2 separate regions of the Mus musculus genome follow, and region 2 is linked to region 1. A link is a loop called in an ENCODE intact Hi-C map of the cell type or tissue named here. Cell type or tissue: heart. All regions are shown on one strand. Each heading gives the region's core, and the rest is flanking DNA. Links, peaks and the distances in the headings are about the cores only.

Evidence for each region. Hi-C counts contacts between places; a loop is a spot of excess contacts. Peaks named below come from ENCODE experiments on the same cell type or tissue, not always from the same donor. Only the 100,000 strongest peaks of a DNase experiment are listed, where the experiment ranks them.
Region 2: a loop joins it to region 1, with 2.7 times the contacts of the local background. A loop is called at or near these places in 3 of 42 quality-filtered maps.

Annotation. Positions count from the first base shown.
Region 1 is chr4:99,941,247-99,952,359 of GRCm38, forward strand. All of the region lies in intron 1 of Pgm1 (phosphoglucomutase 1), which reads left to right. Among named protein-coding and RNA genes, the nearest start is that of BC062258, 17 kb to the left of the region's middle. In heart, for the core only: a CTCF peak has its summit at 6,113 (motif pointing right); no DNase peak of the experiment used is centred there.
Region 2 is chr4:100,003,137-100,014,249 of GRCm38, forward strand. No RefSeq gene overlaps it. Among named protein-coding and RNA genes, the nearest start is that of BC062258, 79 kb to the left of the region's middle. In heart, for the core only: a CTCF peak has its summit at 5,376 (motif pointing right); DNase peaks (open chromatin) are centred at 5,425, 6,225, 8,005 and 8,565; H3K27ac peaks cover 662 bases; H3K27me3 peaks cover 341 bases.

The sequences.
Region 1 (11,113 bases), core at 1,664-9,663:
GCCATACAGCTGCTGGATCTGAGGGCTCAGCTCCATATGATACCTTAAGATGAATCTGTGGTGTGGTTCCCTGGCCTAGGCCAGTGTCGTCCTCCAGATAGGAAGCACCCAGAAACACATCTAATACTGTCATCAGCCTCCTGGGACACATGGACCTGTTCATTTGATAAACAGTGACACGTTGTGTGCCAGTGACCGTGCAAGGTGTCCGGTGAAACACAGGTAAAGCTGTGTGGTCATTGGAGAGACGGGCCCATTCATGGATAGCTAAAACTGTAACGTAGGTTAGTTTCCTGTGACTGCTGAGACAAATGACCACTAGCTGAGGGCTTAAAAAACAGAAATTTCTCATCTATTTTTGGAGGCCAGAAGTCTAAAAGCAAGATGTTGGCAGCAGAATTAGTAGCCAGAGGACCCTTCTGTGACCCTTCTCACTTTGGGTAGCCCAGGGCTTCCTAGCACATGCCTAGTCACTACTTCTGACTTCACAAGGCCATATTCGTATGCCTGTCTTCTTTCCCACCCCGGATTTCTATGCTGGGGAATTCGGCTCTAGGCCTGAAGTATGCGGTTTACTGCTATGCCACGCCCTCTTTCCTCTTCTGTTGTCAGAAGGACTCTTGTCCTTAGATCTAGGGCCCACCTCGGTAATCCAGAAGGCTCTTATCTCAAGATCCTTAACTTGTAAAGTCATTTTATCAAGCAAGGTCACCATCCAGCACAGGCTCTGAGTGAAGAGTGGGGGGTGGGAGAGACCACCATTTAATCTACTACAATTAGCATGTGATGGGAACCCAGAGACACCCCCCTACCTCCCCACATACACACACTTCTGCTGCTGCTTTGATGGCACCAGACCAGGACTATCTGTCACATGAAGCAAGCAGCGGTCCTTCACAGTGTCCCTGTGGACTGCCTCTGACGTAATGCCAAATAGAAGACAGGCCACTGGGTGGCACCCTGCATTGCACTAAGAAGTAGCTCATAGAATGAGTTGGAATTGACTTGGGTTCACGCTGTAGTTTCAATTTCCTGTGAAATGTTATGAGCTCTGCCTGTCATCTCTCAGGCTCAGAGTCCTCTCCTGTGATCAGGGGTGAGTTCTGATCTCTAGTGAAGAGTGTCATGGGAACGGGTTGAGTTCATAGGCTTCTGAATGCTTGAGGAACTCGGGGTGCAGCCTGAGCGCCAGTTACCATGGTCGTCATTGAAACTGTACTTTTGATTCAGGCAAGCCACTCCCTGGGCTGATTCAGTCCTGTCCCAAACAGCAGAGCCCATGTGATAAAGCCTCAGGTGAGCTGAAGAGCAGCTCAACAGCCCAGACTCTGGGCTTCTTGAGGAGGAGGGGGGGATCTTTATCATAGCTACTTCCAGGTTGAAGGGGAGGCTCCCAGGGAAAGGTGAGATCCAGGGTGGGGGTGGGGGGAGCTGAGTCCTGAAGTTGTCTCTGGGAAGGGACACACATGCACTCGTGTGCACAGTAACACACACACACACACAAAACACAAATATACTAAAAAAAATTAGATTATTTCTTTCATTTCATTTTATTATAGTATGACTTCAGAGTCAGCCTAACACAAGAGTTTGGTTCCTGGATACACTGTTCATTACCGGATGTTCTGTTTAGGGTTAGTTATAAATGTCCTTATTGTGGGGGAGGAGAGATGGTGAAGCTCAAACCCAGGCGTTTGCATACTAGGCCAACACTGCAACTGAACTAGAGCCCTAGCCCCTTGAATTTCTTTTTACTTATTTTTCAAGTTAGTATGTCATAGCGTAGTTTTTAGGAGATTAAGACGATGAATAGACAGACTGCCTGGACAAGTCACACTCAGGCTTTGTCGGCTGCCTCAGTGGGTAGGTCAGGGTTCCGTGGGAAATGCACTGGATACTGCCAAGGGTCCCGCAGCAGTTCCCACCTTCCTTCCCAGCCTGGCTTCTCTTAGCAGATCTGCCAGCACCTAGCAGCACACTGCACACTGTCGACCTGTGTGTTGCAGAGCACAGGTGTTTTATCCCGCCCCCGGCTTCATGCAGGCTCTCGGGGTGGGAGAGGAGCCTATTCTGGGAAGCTAGGTTCAGACGACAAGTCTAGCAGTCTTTGGTCTGACACCTGGCTATCTCGTCTCAAAGGTGCATGCCGGGCAGTCCTGATGTAAGCAGGATTGTCCCGGAGCGTCAGGGTTTCTTTCGTACACAATGCCGCTGCCCATTAGGATTCGAGGACAGTTGTAAGAAGTGGCCAGAACAAAGAAGAGGTCCCCTTGTTCCCAGGGCCTCTCTTGAACAGTTTTGGAAGCTTTCTGTCCCTTAGACAGTTACCTAGCGGAGCCTCAGTGCCTGGTTATGTGGTAATGTGCTTTGGGAACACTCAGTTCTATCCATGTGGCCATGAACAAAAGACATTTTTTTCTTTTTCTTTTTTTCATGACTGACTAGTGGTCCATTTTGTATCTGTGTGACAGTTTCCCTATTCATTTGCTCTGGACTCAGGTGACCTGGATCTTGGCTTTGGTGAATAGTGGCTGTCTCTCTTCCATTGCATTTATAATCAGCACTGGGATACTTGGGCCACACTGCTCTACTCACAGTGTTTTGAGGCGCCTTTATATTAATTTATGACGGTGATACCAATGTGCATCCCCACCTACAGTGAGTAGCAGTTTCTCCATCTCTGCAGCCTCACCAACATACACAGTCCCTGGATTTATTTCATAGACAGGCCAACCTTCAACCTGGTCCTGGAATTAACTTCATGACTCTGAGGGGACAGAGAGTTTTGGAGACTTAGGCCAGCAAACCCAAAAGGCTGTTTCGGAGTAGGGCTGGTCGCAGTATTTGTCCAGTGACACGGAAACTCCAGAGGTTTGCTGTAGCTGTTGTTTAACTAGCAGGCTACATGACATGAAACAGGTCTTCATCTCACCTGATGTCTTCAGTAAAGCAAGCTTCTGAACTTGGGTTCATGGTCCAGATTGGTATTGTAGAATGAATTAAACTTGAGTAATTAGGTAAAATACATAATTTACAGACGCAAAAGAACCACACTGAAAACAATTACACAGTCCAGCTATTTTTCTACAGATCTCCCTGAGACATGCCTATATGCGTGTATATATAAACACATAAACAAATAAATATGTATACACTGTTTTAAAGACAGTCTTACTGTATAGCCTTGGCTAGCCTGGAACTTGAGGTGTAATCCTTGAACTCATGACAATCCTCCTGCCTCCGCCTCCCAAGTGCTGGGATTCCAGGTATATGCCGACACACCAGACTTTCTCTGACATTTGTTGACAAGTCTAGTAGGATACAGTGTCTGCTGTAACCCTTCCCTCTGGTTTGCCTTGGTGTGTCCTCTGTGTAGTTCACTTTTTCTACCTCACTGGAACCATGAAGGCCCCTTACCACTTGTGCCTGTGATCCCTGAGGCCCTGCTCAGGAGTGGAGCAAGCTGAGCCCCACAGACCAACCAGCTGTGCTCCCCTCCCTGCTGCAGATTCTGGTTTCAGTTGTTACGGTGCAGGTCTCATGTGTTCTAGAAACCAGTCACATGCCAGTTCTCAGGCAGGGTACCCTCTACAGATGCCTGAGTTGTCTGTGAGAGGGAGGAAGTTTCTTAGTGGTTATTCTAAGAAGGGGAAACCGTTTGACTCCCTAGGAAGATGCTCATGTCCATCAGCTCCCCCAGTAGTCTCAGAGGGCATTTGATGCTCTCACATCAGTAGTTCAGTCATTCAGGGATTTGCTTTGAGCAAGCCCATTCCAGGTACTGAGTCAGGAAGCAGTGAGAAAGACAGGAAGCTTCCCCTTAGAACCTGAGCCAGCATCCAGGCTGACACTTGGTGGTGAGGAGCGAGCACTCTGGGGCATAGGAAAGGTACATGGGAGCGGGCTGGGGAAACCCCAGAATGTTTTCACTCAGTCTGCCAACCCTCGTGCAGAGAGCCCAGCTACCCCAGAATAGGACATGCCATTTTAAATTACCGCTAACTTACGTCAATTCTCCAGAGTTTCTAGAAAAAGGCATCACGCACTGTTGCGTCAAACAACACTCATTCACTCTTGTAGTTTCAAGTAGCAGCCCTAAGGGTAAGCTGCTGCTGCTTCTTCTTTCCCTTTTCCTCCCTCCTCACCAGCTCCTTCCAAGCCCAGATCCTCACGTATGCCAGGCAAGCACCCTTCCACTCTAGGGATAGCCACAGCCCGTGATGCTCTTAGGAACCCTAGAGAAGGCTCTACCCTGGCTCCCTCCTAGCTCCTGTCACTTGGTGCTGCAGCATAGCTCACATTCTCTACCTCTGTCCCCATGTGGCGCACTTCCTTGTGTCTGTCTCTGTCTTCAAATCTCTTGCTCCTTATAAATATGACAGCCACTGATTGGATTTAGTGCCTGGCCTAATTTGATAACACTTCAATTTCCTCATCCGTAGTATAGGAGTAGTAAGAACACCCACATCATGGGTTGTTATTATGTGTGCCAGGAAGCCTACGTGTACTGTTAGGCACAGTGCTGGACTTCACATGAGTTCATATGACCTCAGCAGCTTGAGAGAAAAAGCTGTTGGGCCGCTGTATAATAGGTGAGGAACCAGATTGGTACCCTCAATACTACTTAAGTACTAAGTAAAGCCTGGTAAGAATTTGAGTTGGATCCCTTATTTTCACTATACTGAATTCCTCAAAGTAGATGGTCCTCAAAGTGCATAGTCCATGACCCTAAGCGCACTAATCCATGATGTCCAAAAGAAGTCATTCAAGCAACGATGTTGTCTTCAACAACTTCTTTGTCGTCTTCATCTTCGACTCCATCTCCGCCTCCTCCTCCTCCTCTTCTCTTCCTCCTCCTCTTCTTCTTTCTCCTCCTCCTCTCCCTACTCCTCCTCTTCCTTCTTCTTGCTTCTTCCTTCATCGTATCATCTGCATCACCATCATTATTTCTATTGCTGTGATAAGACACCATGACCAAGGCAGTTATAGAAGAAAGGGTTTATTGAAGGCTTACAGTCACAGAGTGAGTCTGACCATCATGGTATGGAGCGTGGCAGCCAGCAGGAAGACATGGTGCTGGAGCAGTGGCTGAAGCTTACGTAACGTCCTGACCCACAAGCACTAGGCAGAGAAAGCTAAGTGGAACCTCAAAGCCCACTCCCAGTAACACACCTCCTCCAACAAGGACACACCTCCTAATTCTTCCCAAACAATTCCACCAACTAGGGACCACTATCCAAGCATAAGCCTATGGGGGCTGTTTTTATTCAAACCACCACAGATGCCGCCCTTTCAGAATTTGTTTATTTTATTTTGAAACAATATCTCACTTTGTAGGCCATGTCGGCCTTAAACTCAGTAGGCAGTCCAGGCTGGTCAAATTAATGGTGATTCCTGAGTCTTAACCTGTTGAGTGCTATTGAGTTGCAAGCACACAACCATTGTCCCTATTTTACAAATAAAAGATTGAGATCAGAAAGACTATAGAACCAGAATGGGGCAAAGTCAGGGCTGGACCCAGGCTGGTCTAATCCAGAGCCTTCTGGGTAGAACAAATGAGTGCTTGGTTCAGTCCTAAGCATTCCTTCTTCCATTTTGATTTTCCATCCTCCATGTTCCTTCTTCCTGCCTCCCATAGTGCCTGGGCCAATGCAGAAGTTGAGAGAGTGTTTATCCCACAAACCATCTCTTCCCTGGCTCACATCAGATGAGCTAGAAAGGTGAGATCAGGCCTTCTCAGTACCTCTTGATTTTTTTTACTGTGTGTCCAGGCAGCTATGATAAGCACTTCCTGTATTTTCTTTATGTGCTTGAACTTCCTCAAGGGTATTTGCTCCCTTACTTCACACTGATTCTCCACTGGAAGGCAGTTTTCCTTCTCTGGAGCCACCTTTCTCCAAAGCTGGCCTGTGCAAGCATGAGACTATCCCAGAGTAACAGTGTTTCCCGCTTTGTGTTAAAATCTTAATGATTTGTGGACCATAAGGAGACACAAAGGGGCCTGGTGAACTGGGCCCTGCTATGTTTAGACAACACAGCAATTCTGGGAAAGAGAACTGCACCTCTGTCACCCCAAGGCTACAGCACATTTGCCTGATTTTTCTGTTTCCTACCACAAGAGGGAAACATACAACCACAAATGATTTGAAAATAAAGCAATTCTCTAACCAGACTTGTGGGTGTGGGTGTCCTTTATCTTTTAAATGGATTCATACTAACTGTACATCCTTATGGGTCACAGTATGGTGATTCAATGCATATGTGCAGTGCTCCATAACATTTATTATTTCTTTGTGATTGGCAGCTTTGGAACTTGGCTCCCCACCTCCCCCCCACACACCCCCAAAAAAATCCAAGGGATTTTAGTACTTAACTCCAGGTAATAACCAGAAGGCGCACACTTAGACTAGTGCATCTTTAAGTTGGAGAGATTGAGTTCAGCCACAGGACTAAGAATGACATTCCTGTAGGCCGGGGTTGCTGGCCATGTTCTTCCTTCTGAGCACACAGTTCCAGTGCAAGTTCCTAGTGAGCAAATTTTACTCCAGCTTTTGACATGTCTTCTCTCTACCAAAAAGTTCTCAACGGATAAGGGAGACAGTTGCCTGCTCCTCTCTTCCTGTTTGCTTGGAGGCCACACTAGTCAGGTCTGACTTCACAGAGGCTCATCACAAAGTTGAGTAGATGCTGGTGGTTAGCCCAGTGAGACTCCACTGAGCCACTCTGAGGACCATAGCATGATGCTGAAGGCTGCTGGGAGCTGGGGCTGCTGGGAGCTAGGGCCATTGGGAGCTGGGGCTCCTTGGCCCCACAGTAGATGTAGGAGGAGCATAGACAACAACTCTTTGATTCTTATCTCTGTAGCCCATCTCCTTCATGTTCCTCACCTTCTGTGGACTCATTTGTCTGCATAAGGGTTTGTGTGTGTGTGTGTGTGTGTGTGTGTGTGTTTGTGTATGTGTGTGCGTGCACACCTATGACTCTCTGTGTACTATTTTATTTAAACATTATTGATCCTGCATTTCAGTTTTATAAATCACATCTTTATGGTTTTTTTTATAAGTCACTGTTGACAAGCAACAATGAAAACACTCAAGTTCTGTGATCTAATGAAGGGACTCAGCAGCCGCTTTAAAACTCACTGCCCAGGTCAGCTTCTGACTGGTTCTGACATGGGTTTGGATCCTCTGTTAGTAGCTACTCTGTGGTCAAGTATTGCAATGAACATTTTACATGCTTTTCTTTATTGTGTTTTAGAACTCTTTTTGAAACGGATTCTCCTGTAGCCCAGGCTGGACTACATAGTTGAGGATGGCATGAGGTTTCTGATCCTCCTGCCTCCACCTCCAAGTGCAGGAAGTGCAGCTTCTGTGCTGCCACACCCTGCTTCTGCAGTACTCAGAGGCTGAACCTGGGACTCTGAGCATCCGAACGGAACTAAATGCCCAGTCCTAACTGCTAGAACTGTGAAAAGGAGTTTCATTAACCTTGGTTTGCAGAGACTCTGAATAATGAATGCACTGTTAATTGTTTATATTGTATTAGGCACTGTGAGTGTCCTGGAGGTTTCTTTTCTTTTTTTTAATTAGGTATTTTCTTCATTTACATTTCCAATGCTATCCCAAAAGTCCCCCATACCCACCCCCCCACTCCCCTACCCACCCACTCCCACTTTTTGGCCCTGGCGTTCCCCTGTACTAGGGCATATAAAGTTTGCCTGTCCAATGGGCCTCTCTTTCCAGTGATGGCTGACTAGGCCATCTTTTGATACATATGCAGCTAGAGTCAAGAGCTCAGGGGTACTGGTTAGTTCATAATGTAGTTCCACTTATAGGGTTGCATATCCCTTTAGCTCCTTGGGTACTTTCTCCAGCTCCTCCATTGGGAGCCCTGTGATCCATCCAATAGCTGACTGTGAGCATCCACTTCTGTGTTTGCCAGGCACCGGCATAGCCTCACAAGGGACAGCTATATCAGGGTCCTTTCAGCAAAATCTTGCTAGTGTATACAATGGTGTCAGCGTTTGGAGGCTGACTATGGGATGGATCCCTGGATATGGCAATCTCTAGATGGTCCATCCTTTTTGTCTCAGCTCCAAACTTTGTCTCTGTAATTCCTTCCATGGGTGTTTTGTTCCCAATTCTAATTAGGGGCAAAGTGTCCACACTTTGGTCTTCGTTCTTCTTGAGTTTCATGTGTTTTGCAAATCTGGAGGTTTCTTAATATGTGAAGGTATATACAGGTTATATGGAAATGGCACCCTTTCATATAAGGGCATCTGTAGATTCTGGGATTCCTTGCACAACCTGTCTACACGTGAGATGGGTGTGGACTCCTATCTTAATGTTACAGATAAAGACATGGAAGCACAGGGGAATTAAGTAAATGTTGTCCAAGACTAGTCAGCAGAGCCTGGAAAGCCGATCCTGCCAGTCTGGCCAGAAAGTCCATTCCTTTCAATGTCTAATGGGATAAACGTCTAGTATACTCCAAGTTCTCTTGAGTGTCCTGTGAATGTTTATAATTCTGATAAATCCTCTTTTTTAAAGTTGTGATTGCGATTCTAAATAAGTTGGCCCTCTGCCTGTTTCCGTTATAACCACAAGGTGACATTTAGGTGAGGTAATAGCCCACAGTCCTTAAATGTGTTTAAAATACAAACTATATTTACATTTTCTATAATGGATCCAAAGACATTAATACTGATGGAGTATCCCTAATTTTAAAAATAACAAAATCTAGAATGCTTCAAAAATCTGATACATTTGAGCATCAATACAGTAGCACATATGCAAAGTTCCACATGGGTTTCATATAGCCAATCACAATGATCGTAGGTACACTAAAAACTTTGTATAAAGTTGCCCTCAGGCTGTGTGCAAAAGATGCATATGAACAAAATGAATTTACATAGACCTAAATTTCATCCCTAAGACATCTCATTTTATATCAGTGCAAACATTCCAGAATTCAGAAACATCTAAAATCTAAAACCCTTCTGGTCTAGAGAATTTTGGATAAGAAGCACTCAACTTGTACTGTAAATTTGATTTATTTTTATGCAAGATATACTTGGCTATCCTGTACTTTAGTCTAAATGTACATTTTTTAAATGCCCAGATAGGGGCTGTGAGTGTAGCTGAGTGTGTAGTGTTTGCCTAGCATGCTCAAGGTCGGGGGTTTGATTCCTACCACCCATCCGTTCCCTTGCTCTGAGTAATTAGCAGTTACTTTTCAAGCTGAATGAGGGTGATGCTGTGAGCTGGATGGAGGGCATGCTGGCCAGGGACTTGAATGTGGAGCCTTCCTGGCCTAGAATGTCAATGCCATGGAGAGCCTCCATGATTTCTGCTCACGGCAGGTATTTCCTACTGGTCATGTCTGATATCCTGAACCCCTACACAGTCCAGAAGATACATCTAACCCATTTCTTCTTGATTCTGTTTTGGATTCCTTTCTGATTTATTCCTCACAGATTAAGGCCACACACAGTACCTTAAGATATGTAAGTGGCACGGTGTTAGTACTGCTTGACTATCCCTCCCTGTGTATCTCCTGACTGTCAGAGACAGTTTTACTGATAGATATGCTTGAGATATGATGGGTCTTTTTCCTTTAGTCCCTTAATCTGCCTCTCTCTGGTTAAAGGGCTAACTGGCTCTGGCTTTGTATACTTCAAAGTCTCAGTTCTAGAGTCCAAGACCTGGAGACAGGAGCAGTTCAGCGTTGTAACCCTGGTCATCATGGACTGGAGTCAGAGTCCTCTGGAGCAGGGTAGGGGGTAGTTCTCAGAGAATGGATAGAAGCTGAGGTGTGGAAAGGGGTCAGAAACAAAGTTGCTTAGGAAATCTCTTCCTGTTGGAAGACAGAAACCTCTAGACTCTGGCAAGCTCAGGGACTCAGAGTTAAAAGTATATTTAGAAGGCCAGCAAGGGCTCAGTGTTCATCAGGTTATATCCACAAGGACCTTCAGGGCCACTCCAGCTAAGGAAGGTATGTTTTTTTACCAGCTTTGCTTGGTCTGCTAGCCTTGGTCTACCAGCTTTAATTTGCCAGTCTTAGATAATCTGGTATCTCTTTCTGCAAGCTCTTTCATATACTATTGCTAGCCGGTCATGTTTCCCCAAACATGGTGGTTTATATGTCCTTCCTGCCTTAATTCCTCACACTTCTCTGATACTTACAAAAGTAGGTTTATGGGTCGTATAGCTCCATGTCTTACCCCAGGTCTTTTCCAGGGCTCACCCTTGGGATTGCTACTGCTCAGAGACTCAGCTCTGTAAATGTTCCTTCCGGGACAGTCTGTTGGCCACCACACCATGATGGCTTCCTCCTGATGTGACTTCTTTTCAAACAAAGACCCACTCACCCATGTTTTTTGTCCCTGCCTCCACGCAGAACGTGGAATAAGTGGTAGTGAGTATCTTTCCATCATTTCCAGAGGCTTCAACGCCCAGGAGGAGGAGGATCTTTCCCCTGCTCTTGTGAGTGAGGCAGATGTTAGGATCTCACGCTAGCGATGAGCCGAGGTTTGGGATGGGCTAGTCTTCACTCACGGCTTCTTGGATGCCATGTACAACACTGGATGTCTTTATGATTTACTACCATTTCAGTTGAGTGCAAGCTGCATCTTGCAGGCTCAGTTCAGTTCAGTGACCTGTCCCTGAGTGCACTTTCATACCTTTGAGAGTCATAGCTTTTGGGCCTGGTTGTGCCTGTCTCCTAGTCCTCTGCACTTCATGGATTGCCATGTTACGCCTGCGTTGGCTGGAGAAATGAATGGCCTTTCTCCACTGCTGTGGACCAATACTCTGGGCTCATAGTGGTAAGAATTTTGGGCCATGGCAAAAGTAGAGAGCTATGGGCCAGTTGTTGGGTACATCCTGTTGCTTTTAGCTGAAGGAGAAGCTGGCTTCCTAGGCTTTGCACCCAAATCAGGGTTAGCACTTCTGTCCCTGTGACCTTTCTAAAAACTGAACCCTGTGAATGGAAGCATGAACCCATTTGAGCCCTAGATCTGGTGCTTGTATGAGACCTAGACATAGTAGCTAGTTGTCCAATAAATATGTGTTACTGGAAAGAAAGAAGAAAGGAAAAAAGGGAGAAAGGAAGG
Region 2 (11,113 bases), core at 1,095-9,094, 61 kb after region 1:
GTAATGAAGGCCTGTTTCCAAAATGTCTTTGGGGTGGACACAGACATGGCCTCTGAAGGGTTAGAGTCTTGGGCTCTTCCACCCATGTTGCTTCTAAAGCAAACTGGCTTCTCCTGGAGAGACCATAGCCAGAACCGGTCCCATAAACTGGCATCTCATTTCCTGCTCACAGAGAACTGGAATAAAGAGGAGCAGCTGACTCTGGCAGACACTTCTCCAGCTAGCCTACAGCCTGTGACCCGCGATCTCTGCTCTCCTCAGGAAGACCAGACTCCCAGGTGTTGTGGTTAAGACAAGAACAAATGTGCTTCATTTGTTTCGCTGTCTGAGAATGAAACAGGTCCTCTGAATGGCCCCTGCCCAAACCCTTCCTCAGAGATAATCTCTAAAGAAGAAATGTGTCCTGAATTATATCTTCCAGGCTCCCCATTCCCAGGAAGGGCTCCGTAGAAGTATAGTCTGCAGAGTCAGATGGGCAAGACATATGGACATTTCTTTACCTTAGACCCTGGCTCTGGCCCCCATTCCATTAGATATCAGGAGTGATTTCTTTTCCCTTAAATTATCCTTCTCTCATCCATTATATAACCTCAGTTTCCCCTCCATCCAGTCCTCCCACCCACCCTTTACCTCCCCTCTCCCCCAGATCCACTCTTCCCCCTATTTCCCTTCAGAAAATAGCAGACCTCCAGGTATATTGGGCATAACAAGATACAGTAAAACTAGGCACAAACCCTCACACCCAGCTTTTTGTAAATTGGGAACTGACTGGCTCTCGTTGAAAGCTCATGGCAGTGAAGCTGCCATGATCCTTACTCTCATTTCAAATGAAAAGGCAGAGGCACAAAAGCTTAGGCAACCTGCTCAAGGTTATACTGAGCATAGGTGACTATGCCCTGCTCATGAATATGGGTCTCATGTAGCCCAGGCTGGCCTGGGATGATGACTTTGAATCCCAGGTGCTGGCATTGCAGGTGGGCACTGCCCCACCTAGTTTAACATGGGGCTGACACTCAGGGCTTTCTATGTAGTTAGCGCTCTACCAACTGAGCTACCTCCCCAGCCGATCTTGTTCCTACTCTAAGCTAATTCTCAGATTTCTCAGTCATCATTTGAAGCATAAATGAACAGGGGACTGAAACACTTTTCTGACCTCCTAACCTATTTCCTCTTCTTCCAGGTTTCACCATCACTTTCTTCACTCATATTTAATTTACCCACACCTTTGTGCTGTAATAATTAGTTCCAATGCCAGGAGTCATTCTAGGGATGTAGAGGAAAACAGATTAAATATGGCTGGAAATGATATACTTCACATTGCTATTAGGTCATAAAGCCTTTTTTCCCCACTTCATGCTGAGGTATTTTTCTCTTGTAAAACTTAACTTGTGAACAAAATGTTCCAGATAGTTTAGCTAAGTCCTGGCTTGCTTGCCATTGGCACATAGAGCTTGAGTCACAGACTGGGACAAGTCCTGATTAATGTGGTTAATTTTTTTTCTGTCAGTTATATAATGTGTCTGATGTGACCAATCCTAAGCATATGAACATGTGTCCCCTGTGTTTCAAGTGGGTCTTATTCTTAAAGACTTGTTTTTATTTCACAGGCATGCATGTCTACCTGTATTGCATGTGTGCCTGGTGTGCACCTAGGCCAGAAGAGGGCACTGGGTCCGTTAGAATTGAGCTGTCACAGGGATGATGGGAACAGGATCCAGGTCCTCTGCAAGAGCAGCAAGTACTCTGAACTGCTGAGCCAGCCCAAAGTGGGTCTTATTCTTGTCACGGCCTGCTTGGGGAACGACCTTGTAACTCTGCATGTTAAAACCACACAGGTAGAAGTATCATGCTACATGAGTTTGCTCATGCTCCATAAGAGAACTTTTCAGCCTTCTATCCTTATTTTCCTTAAAAGGAAACTGAGGTTCGGAGAGGCTGTGTGACTTGTGGGTCTGACTGGCAGGCAGGCAGTCGAATCTAGAGCTCCTTTTCAAAAACAGAGATACAATCATATATCAAGAAAAGTCAGCCCTTTAAAATGTAGAGTTTATTATAGTCACAAGTGGTGGGCACGCGTCCACTCTTACCCAGTTCAGGATCACTTTCTTCACTGTCACAACAAACATGGCGTCTCTTAGCCGTCACTCTCCGCTCTTAGCAGGGCAGGGCTCCTGGGGTTCACAAAGCTACTTCCATCCCTACTACGGGTTTGTCTCTGATGGACATTTCATATAATCAAGGTTTAAACATCTGACTTCTGTGGCTGTACAGCTCTTATTTTAATAAAGCTAGGGCTCTAGACTTTGGGCTCCCCCAAGAGGAAGCAGGTTTGTTGGAGTCCAAATGGAATTCCTATCTATGGTGGTGGAGCCTGCATTTCAAAACTGAGTGCTTCTTTGTCAAAGATCAGGTGACCATAGGTGTATGGGTTTAATTCTGGGTCTTCTTGGGAAGACCAGCAGTCTCAACCTGGACCCCTGGGATCTCTCAGACACTAAGCCACCAACCAGGCTGTACACACTAGCTGATCTGAGTCCCCCAACATGAATACAGCAGAGGACTGCCAGGTCTGGCCTCAGTGAGAGTAGATGCACATAACCCTTGAGAGACTTGAAGCACCGGGGAGTGGGGAGGCCTGTCAGGGTGGTGGGGTTGGAGGTGGGGACATCCTCTTGGAGAAAGGGGGAAGGAGGAATGGGATGAGGAACTGTGGGAGAGCAGACCAGGAAGGGAGTAAGGACTGGGCTGTTAAAAAAAAGTAATAAAAACTAAATAATATATCATCATAGCAAATAACAGTATAAAAATTGTGTGCAATAGTTAGAGGCTGCTCTGTCTGCAGTGAGCAATGGAAGCCTTTAGTTCACTGGCCATCTCAATGTACCCCTAGAGACAAACCCATGTTTATAAAGACATTTTCTGCCAAAGTCCAGGCCAGGGCAAACACTTGTAACCTATGACCTTTAATTGGCAAAGGATGTATTCTTTTATTTAGATAATTCAGTGTTTCTGAACATATTCATTCAGTGTTTTATTCCTTATTTCAGTACTGCTGAAGTGCCCTGTTGTGTGTGGATGTCAAGTAATAGGAGGAAAATCCTCAGATACATTTTGGACCTTGTCTCCCTCTCCCACATGACTGTTAACCATTTGAGCATCATGGCCATCTGAGGCTGGAAGACTTTGCCAAGGAGCTAACTGCAGCATCAGCCACACACTTAACTCTCATCTTCTTTCTGTTTCCTCCTTGTCTTTGGTCCATGAAGACATCTCATACTTTCCTGCAAGTTCTATTGTGCTCAAAATGGCTTTACTCTGGTCTTCTGTATGTGTGTGGCGCTGGGGACTAAGCCCAAGGTCCGTGTATACTCAGAAAGTGCAGTTACTGTAGTTTTTTGGGTGTTTCTGTGTAATCCCTAGGTAGGAAGGAGATGGTTGATTTGAACTAGAATCTGAAGTTCTCTCTGCTTCCATGCTCCCTCCATTCCAGTCTTGTAATAGCCAGTACGGTCTTTGTTTGTCTGTGTTGAGACAGAGGGTCACTATGAATTTGTAGTCCTGGGTGGCCTGGAATTCACCGTGTAAGATCATGTTGGCCTAACCTTGACACAATCTGTCTGCCTCTGCCTAGCAAAAGTTGTGTTTAAAGATGTACAAGGTCACACCTGTGTGGTCTTTTTTTTTTTTTTTTTTCAATCTTTGTTTTCTTCTTGTATAATAACCCTTCACAGAACTCTGTCACTGTTGTTTTGTCAGGCGACAAGTATAGCCCATCTTTACCAGTTTCTCTTCTGCGGTCCGCCTGCTTTGTCTTGGTGGAGACTCCTCCCCAAGTCTTATGATCCCAAGACTATCGTCAGCCACAGCACCCACGTTTTCCTGCCTTTACTCTCAATCATACACAAGTCAGAGGGGTGGAGCATGGCTCAGGTTAGACCTCGTCCCTTTTGATGACCCACCACACACATTGGCTCATCAGGTATGTACATGAACCAAAGAGTGCCATACTTTGTCCTTCATTTTTATCCTCCCATTTTGAGATAGCAGGATAAATCTCTTTTCCTTTTGGATCATACTTAGATTGTAAAGATAGAGGCCTGGCAAATATCAGTGACAGTTTTCTTACCAGACCAACAGAATCTGTTAATGAAAGAGAGAATAAGTCTAACTAAGAAACAGAGAGACAGTGTTGGAGAGATGGCTCAGCAGTTAAGATTGCTTGCTGCTCTTGCAGAGGAACTGAGTTCTCTTCCCAGCACAACACAGGGCAGCTCAAAACCACCTGCAACTCCAGAATCAGGGGATGCCAGAGATCAGATACCTTCTGACCTCTGATGGCATCTATTCACACATGCACGTGCATTTACATACTAAACAGAAAAAGAAATACAGAAACAAATGGAGACAATTAATTAGTAGAAAAAGAAAGTCTTAGTGGCACTATCTAAGCTCCTGGATCTAGCCTTGCTTGAAGTTTGAACACCAGAATTTAGAGTTATAGAAATCAGTGCATTATTTTTTGAGCTAAAACTATTTTGTGATGAGTTTTTGTTACATGTTTTTAAAAAAGACTTAATCATGGTAGGGCAAGGCCCTCTGTGAACTCCGTATTATCTTATCTCTTTTCCTGTTTTTTCAATGATCAACCGTACAAATCTTCTCCAGTTCTTGTGCTGAGCCAGGATCCCCGTGTCAGAGCCTTCACACTATCCGATCTTCCACTCACCCTGTGACCGTGTGACTAAGTGTCTGGATATAGGTCATGTTCTTACTGAAGGCTTCCCAAGCTGTCTGACTGTGCAGGGTCTCCCCTCCCCCATGGTGATTCCTACTTGAGCTTTTCCCCATGAGCCCACCACAATCAAGATGAACAAAGCCCTCCACAGTGAGACTGTTTCTTGTTTATAGTCCATCTTCTCCACTCAGCTATGAGCTTCAGGAACTTAGAAGTCATTTATCCAGGAAGCGGTAGGTGAAACGGGGTCTCAAGCTGCCCTAGAACCTACCTTAGGTTGGCCATGATCTCTCCCTGACTGCTAGAATTACACAGATGACGACTCACTGTGCCTGCTGACAACTACTTAACTTAGCTTCACCTCAGCCATGCTGCAATGCGTTTAGCATGTAACAGCGCATCATAGGAAACAGGGGTTCTGTTGATATTTGTCAGTTGAAAACAAAAAGAATGAATATCTGACTTGGACGTTTTTGGTTTCCATGAGATTTGCTAGCCCGTGGATAAACACAGGCAGTGCTGATCACAGTGTCACCACAGAAATCTCCATAAAAAGAAGAGAGCAGCCTCTTGCCTCACTCATCTAGTCCTGGGCTTTCTGCTGATTTCTGTCTGCATACCAGAGTGGCCCTTGCTCCCAGGAGATGGCAGTGTTGTATAGCCTCTGGTTTGCCCAGGCTCTTAAACAAGACTCCAGCCCTGGGAGCTATCCGGTTGGAGCTGGACTTTGCCCTTTGCAGCCCTGGAACACCAGTGAAGGCTCTCAGAACAGAACTGTGTGTGTGTTCAAAAGAGCAGAGCCTTTGTTCCAGAGACAGACGTGTCCAACTCCAACACAAGCAAAGTCCTGATTGATTCATCTGCTTTTCTGTGTGGTTTGAGGACTCCATCTATCTGAGGGTAGCTCAAAAGTGCCCCCACCCCCTACCTCTGGCCCCAGCTTGTCTCAGAAGACAAGGGTCAGATCATGGAGTTGCTACCTCTGGGGGCCGTGGAAGATTCTCCCTACTCGTAATTTCTAATTTCTGCCTGAGATGTGGAAGTTGCTACAGTGAGTATAGACTGAACCAATTACCCTCACATGTGGTCTTGGATCAGTCACCTAAGATGTGACCTTGGGCAAGCTCCTTGTTCCACCCCCACTCCCCAATATTAACACTGCCTGCTTTGCAGATATGTGATTACGTAAGTACTCCCCCCCCTCCCCACACCACTACCACACGCATAAGGATGAGGGTGTGAGGAAAAATCCACAAAGTTTTTGCTAGAAAAATTTTAAAACCAACCTTCTTCCTAGCCACTTCTTTTATCCCCAGTGTGACTGTAAAACCAGATTACCAAGTGCCTGTGGTCATTGGACCACATCCCAGTCAGGTAAGCCATGTCACCAGCCCGGCCCACAAGGCGGCTCCGGCTGTTCCCCAGGGTGGAGACCAGGTGCTTCTGGGATCCTGGTTTCACCCGTCCCAGAGGCCTTGGCTCCTTTTCAGTGCATTTCTGCCTTCTGTGGCAGAGCATCTGGGCTGTCGTGCTGGAAGCATTTTGGCCTCGTCTTGGGCCCTTATCTCAGAGCTGTGTGAACCCCATTCCTGCCATGTCAGAACCCATTAGAGAGCCCTCTGCTGAGGCTTTTGAAGGAATAATCTGCCTATAGAGGGAAGGGGCTGTGCCAAACCAGGCCAGATGGAGTAAGTAATGAAGGCCCCAGATTAATCTTGCTTGTCTCTTCTTTCCCACACGAAGGCTCAACCCTAGCGCTTGGCAGTCTCAAGACAAATTACACTTGTCAGCTTCAAAGAGTAAGTTCCCTTCCAAGCCAGATTGTTTGTGTTCTCTCTCTCTCTCTCTCTCTCTCTCTCTCTCTCTCTCTCTCTCTCTCTCTCTCTCCATCTTCTCTCCTGAAACAAGCACTGGAGTTAAAATATGCCTAGGAAAAGTGATATTTTTCCATGGCTCTAAAAAAGGCTTCTTTTGGGCATTTACACTGTGTTCAACATTGAGGCCTCACATATACTCCACGTCCATTCTCATTAGATCCCTAATATACGATGAGTGCAATAGCCCCATTTTACAGATTAGGAAAGTGAGGTTTAGAGACAATGCCTGGGTCAAGGACATACAGCTAGTGAGTTGAGAACAAAACTCATAGCTAGAGCATGAACACATTCCCGTCTCTGCAGTTAATTTCTCTGAAATCTTGACCTCCAGGGAAGCCAAGAATGTAGCCTCTTCTTTTCTTCATTGTTAAAAATTCTCTTGGAATCATGGGCTAAGGTAAGGATTAGGTTTCCAGAAATACATATGCCAAGGAACATTCTAAAAACAACTCCTTGGTCATTAAGATATTTAGAAAGAATAGAGCCATTGATTCCCTCATAGACGCAAAAGTCATGTGAGCAGCAGAGAGATCCTCAAAGTACAGCCAGGTGTGATGGCTCATGATGTGACCCCAACACCAAGGAGGCTGGGCGGGAAATTTGTGTATGAGTGTGAGTTTAGCCTGGGCAACACCATGAGATACTTTCAGAACAAATGCAATTGCCAGGGGTGCTCAAGCAAAGAAATTCAGTGAACCCCGTCATATTCACTGGTCCCCCCAAGACCTGCAGCCCAGTCACGTTCCTTTAGGCATACCCAGGAGCGTCCACGGAAGGAGCCGTCATAGCCAGTCTGAGAGCCTTGCCTTGCACAGTCCTGTGTTTGGATTGTGCAAACACACAAGCAGTGCTTGGGAGTCCGTAAAATGCAGTCTGTGTGTGTGAGACCCCTATATTCCTAAGTGACTAAGAGAAGCCTGGCTCTCATCTAGAGAATAAATAAACTAAAGTTAGGAGGCCAGGTAGCACATCAGGCAGGCATGCATCTTTCAGATGCCCAGTTTCTGAGCAGCATCAATGTAGGTATTGTGCACCTGGTGGGCTAAATTAGAAGGGCTGGACATGCTTTTCCTTTGCTCAAACAGTTCTGGTCCCACACCTAGGTACAAGCATTGCAGGGACCAGACTGCCATCTTGAAGCTGTATACAAGTCTACCTAAATGGTTCCTGGTCATTCTTCACCAGGAAAGAAGTACTTCTGGGAGCCATTGCTTTCACTTTCAGGTTATCAGTACTGAGCTCTACCCAGCAGCCCCCACACTTTCCAGGCCTTTGCACTGAACCCAGTCCTAGCAGCCACACTCCTTACCACATGCTCACCACACCCCAGCCTCCCTCCCTGGCCCTATTTTCCACTTCACACTAGTGCCTCCCACTGGCTGAGTCCCAGCAGAATCCAGTGGACAGAGGGGCCCAAGGGCTGTCTGTGAAGAAGCCTTAGGATGCAGAGCCAATCAGAAACAGAGAAATTGGGCATCAGAATGTGTAGGCAGATGAGAGCCCAAAAGCCTGGCGCCGTGTGAATTAGGGTATGGACAGTGTTCCTTACAGACGGAACAGGAGATGGAGGTGAAGGGTGGGGGCCTTAGACCTTAGGTTTGGCCCCAAACTGGCCTTCGCATGATTCTAGCATGCCTAGCTAATGTGTTCCAGCAGCACATAGGAGCCTGGTTGTGGGCAGACCCCAGTGCCTTTCACGACTCACTCCACACATACATTTATACCATCTCCCCATTATTTGTTCTTTTCCTGGAAGTCTCTAATGGTTCCAAAGACCTTAGTTTCTTAGAGACTAAAAAGTAAAGGATTTATACAAACCCAAGGGAGAGCTGAGTATAGCTTTAGTTCCTTTCAACCGCTTCAGGATCCTCTCCTTAAGGGGACTTGGCCCTCCTCTTTGGTTTTGGCCCAGGCCCTCTCCTGCTTGCAAAATCTCTCATTACTCATTTCCCTGAAGGCCAGTGCAGGGTGCTGCCAAAAGGAGGATCAAAGTCCAAGGGAAGATCTGCACAACTCTTCTGGGGGGGTGGAATTGTAAGTATTGGTCTCAGGTGGAAACCTAGGCATTCTAATTATCCTAACAGGCGGGATGAATTAATGAGCAGTTACTGAATAGCTACTGTGTGCTGGGACGCTGGCTCACTGGACAGCAACTTGCCCCTCCTTTTATTCCAGGCAATCCTTTCTCAAAGACCACTGAGATGTTGCCTTCCTTCCTGGCTTGAGTCTACAGATACTTATGTGCCGTCTTGGGATGCAACAGTGACTACAGTCAGGCACAGTCTCTGCCCTTAAGGAGCCTCAGTTTGGAAAGTATGTCAGAATATTGCAGACAGAATGCTATTATTCTTTTATATAGATTAGAAAATCATTTCTCATACTTTGGTGTCTGTGAAGGCCCTCCTTATGTGTCAAGACATAACAGAGGGCATCACAGGGTGACGGAAGAGGGCAGAGACAAGAAAAGACTTGGCTCAGAGCATAAAGCTATAGGCTCATTGTTTCCAGTATGCTGGTTGGCTGATGAACTCCTGCGATCCCCCCACCTCTGGCCCCCAACACTGGGGTTACCAGTATGCACAGCTATGCCTGCTTTTTATGTGAATGTGGGGTTTTTCAATTTAGCTTTTTGCGCTTGCAGAGCAAGCATTCCCACAAAACAAGCCATTCCTCTGGCCCCCCTGGGTCAGCCATTTTATTATTACAGATGGTAAGAGCTGGAGTGGTTTCTGTATGTTAAAAGATAAATCAAGAACAGCTTAAGAAGGGACACGGAGTTGGTGGCAGAATGAGCTTGGGAACTCCGAAGTGTGACTTTATCCAAGGTTCCTTTTCTGCACGGCTCCACCCACTTTCACAGGTTTTTCTTTATTACTATGTATATTTTGCTATTAAGTCTTCACCATCTCAGAAGAGCCATCAATTAATGGCCCAGCGTTCACTACTGGTGACTGTGTTTTTTTTCATTCTGAGTGGCTTGCCGATGCTGAGGATGAAGTCAGTGTGTTGGTGTATCAAGGCTATACCACTGTCGGCAGGAACTTGGGAAGCCCCGGTGAGTGACACCAAGTTCTGGGTCCTAGGAGTCAGCAGTAGTTTTCCAGGAATCAATCTGCCAAAACTATTTTATGGGTGCCCAGAACAGGAATGGGCAGGCTCAGGATCTGGGCAGAAGCAGGATGGGATTGTTATCAATCCAAAACAGAGATAAGGATGTAGGCTGAGTTGGATTCAAAACCCTCAGTACCTCACAATCTGAAAATGAAATCCTTTTTACACATGATTAAGTTTTTAAAAGAGTCCATTTGGATCCAGTGTGACTAGTGTCCCTATAAAACAGGGGCTATTTAGATGTAATGCAGAAGTATTAAAAAACAATAACAGGTGAAATATATTAAAGTAAGTCAGGATTCTCAACTGGAGTCTTGTTCCTCTCTAACTACAGCTGTCAATCCACTTTCTTTACTTCAAAGCCATCCTTAGATCAATACATTTCAAGTTTATGTCTCCTTACCGGTTGGGACATCTTCTGGATATATGCCCAGGAGAGGCATTGCGGGGTCCTCCGGTAGTACTATGTCCAATTTTCTGAGGAACCGCCAGACTGATTTCCAGAGTGGTTGTATAAGCTTGCAATCCCACCAACAATGGAGGAGTGTTCCCCTTTCTCCACATCCTCGCCAACATCTGCTGTCACCTGAGTTTTTGATCTTAGCCATTCTGACTGGAGTGAAGTGGAATCTCAGTGTTGTTTTGATTTGCATTTCCCTGATGATTAAGGATGTTGAACATTTTTTCAGGTGTTTCTCTGCCATTCGGTATTCCTCAGGTGAGAATTCTTTGTTCAGCTCTGAGCCCCATTTTTTAATGGGGTTATTTGATTTTCTGGAGTCCACCTTCTTGAGTTCTTTATATATATTGGATATTAGTCCCCTATCTGATTTGGGATAGGTAAAGGTCCTTTCCCAATCTGTTGGTGGCCTTTTTGTCTTATTGGCGGTGTCTTTTGCTTTGCAGAAGCTTTGCAATTTTATGAGGTCCCATTTATCGATTCTTGATCTTACAGCACAAGCCATTGCTGTTCTATTCAGGAATTTTTCCCCTGTGCCCATATCTTCGAGGCTTTTCCCTACTTTCTCCTCTATAAGTTTCAGTGTCTCTGGTTTTATGTGGAGTTCCTTAATCCACTTAGATTTGACCTTAGTACAAGGAGATAGAAATGAATCAATTCGCATTCTTCTACATGATCACCGCCAGTTGTGCCAGCACCATTTGTTGAAAATGCTGTCTTTTTTCCACTGGATGGTTTTAGCTCCCTTGTCAAAGATCAAGTGACCATAGTTGTATGGGTTCATCTCTGGGTCTTCAATTCTGTTCCATTGGTCTACTTGTCTGTCACTATACCAGTACCATGCAGTTTTGATCACAATTGCTCTGTAGTACAGAGTTTATGTCTCCAGCCACAGGCTTTCCCCAACTTCCACCTTCTAAATTCTGCTGT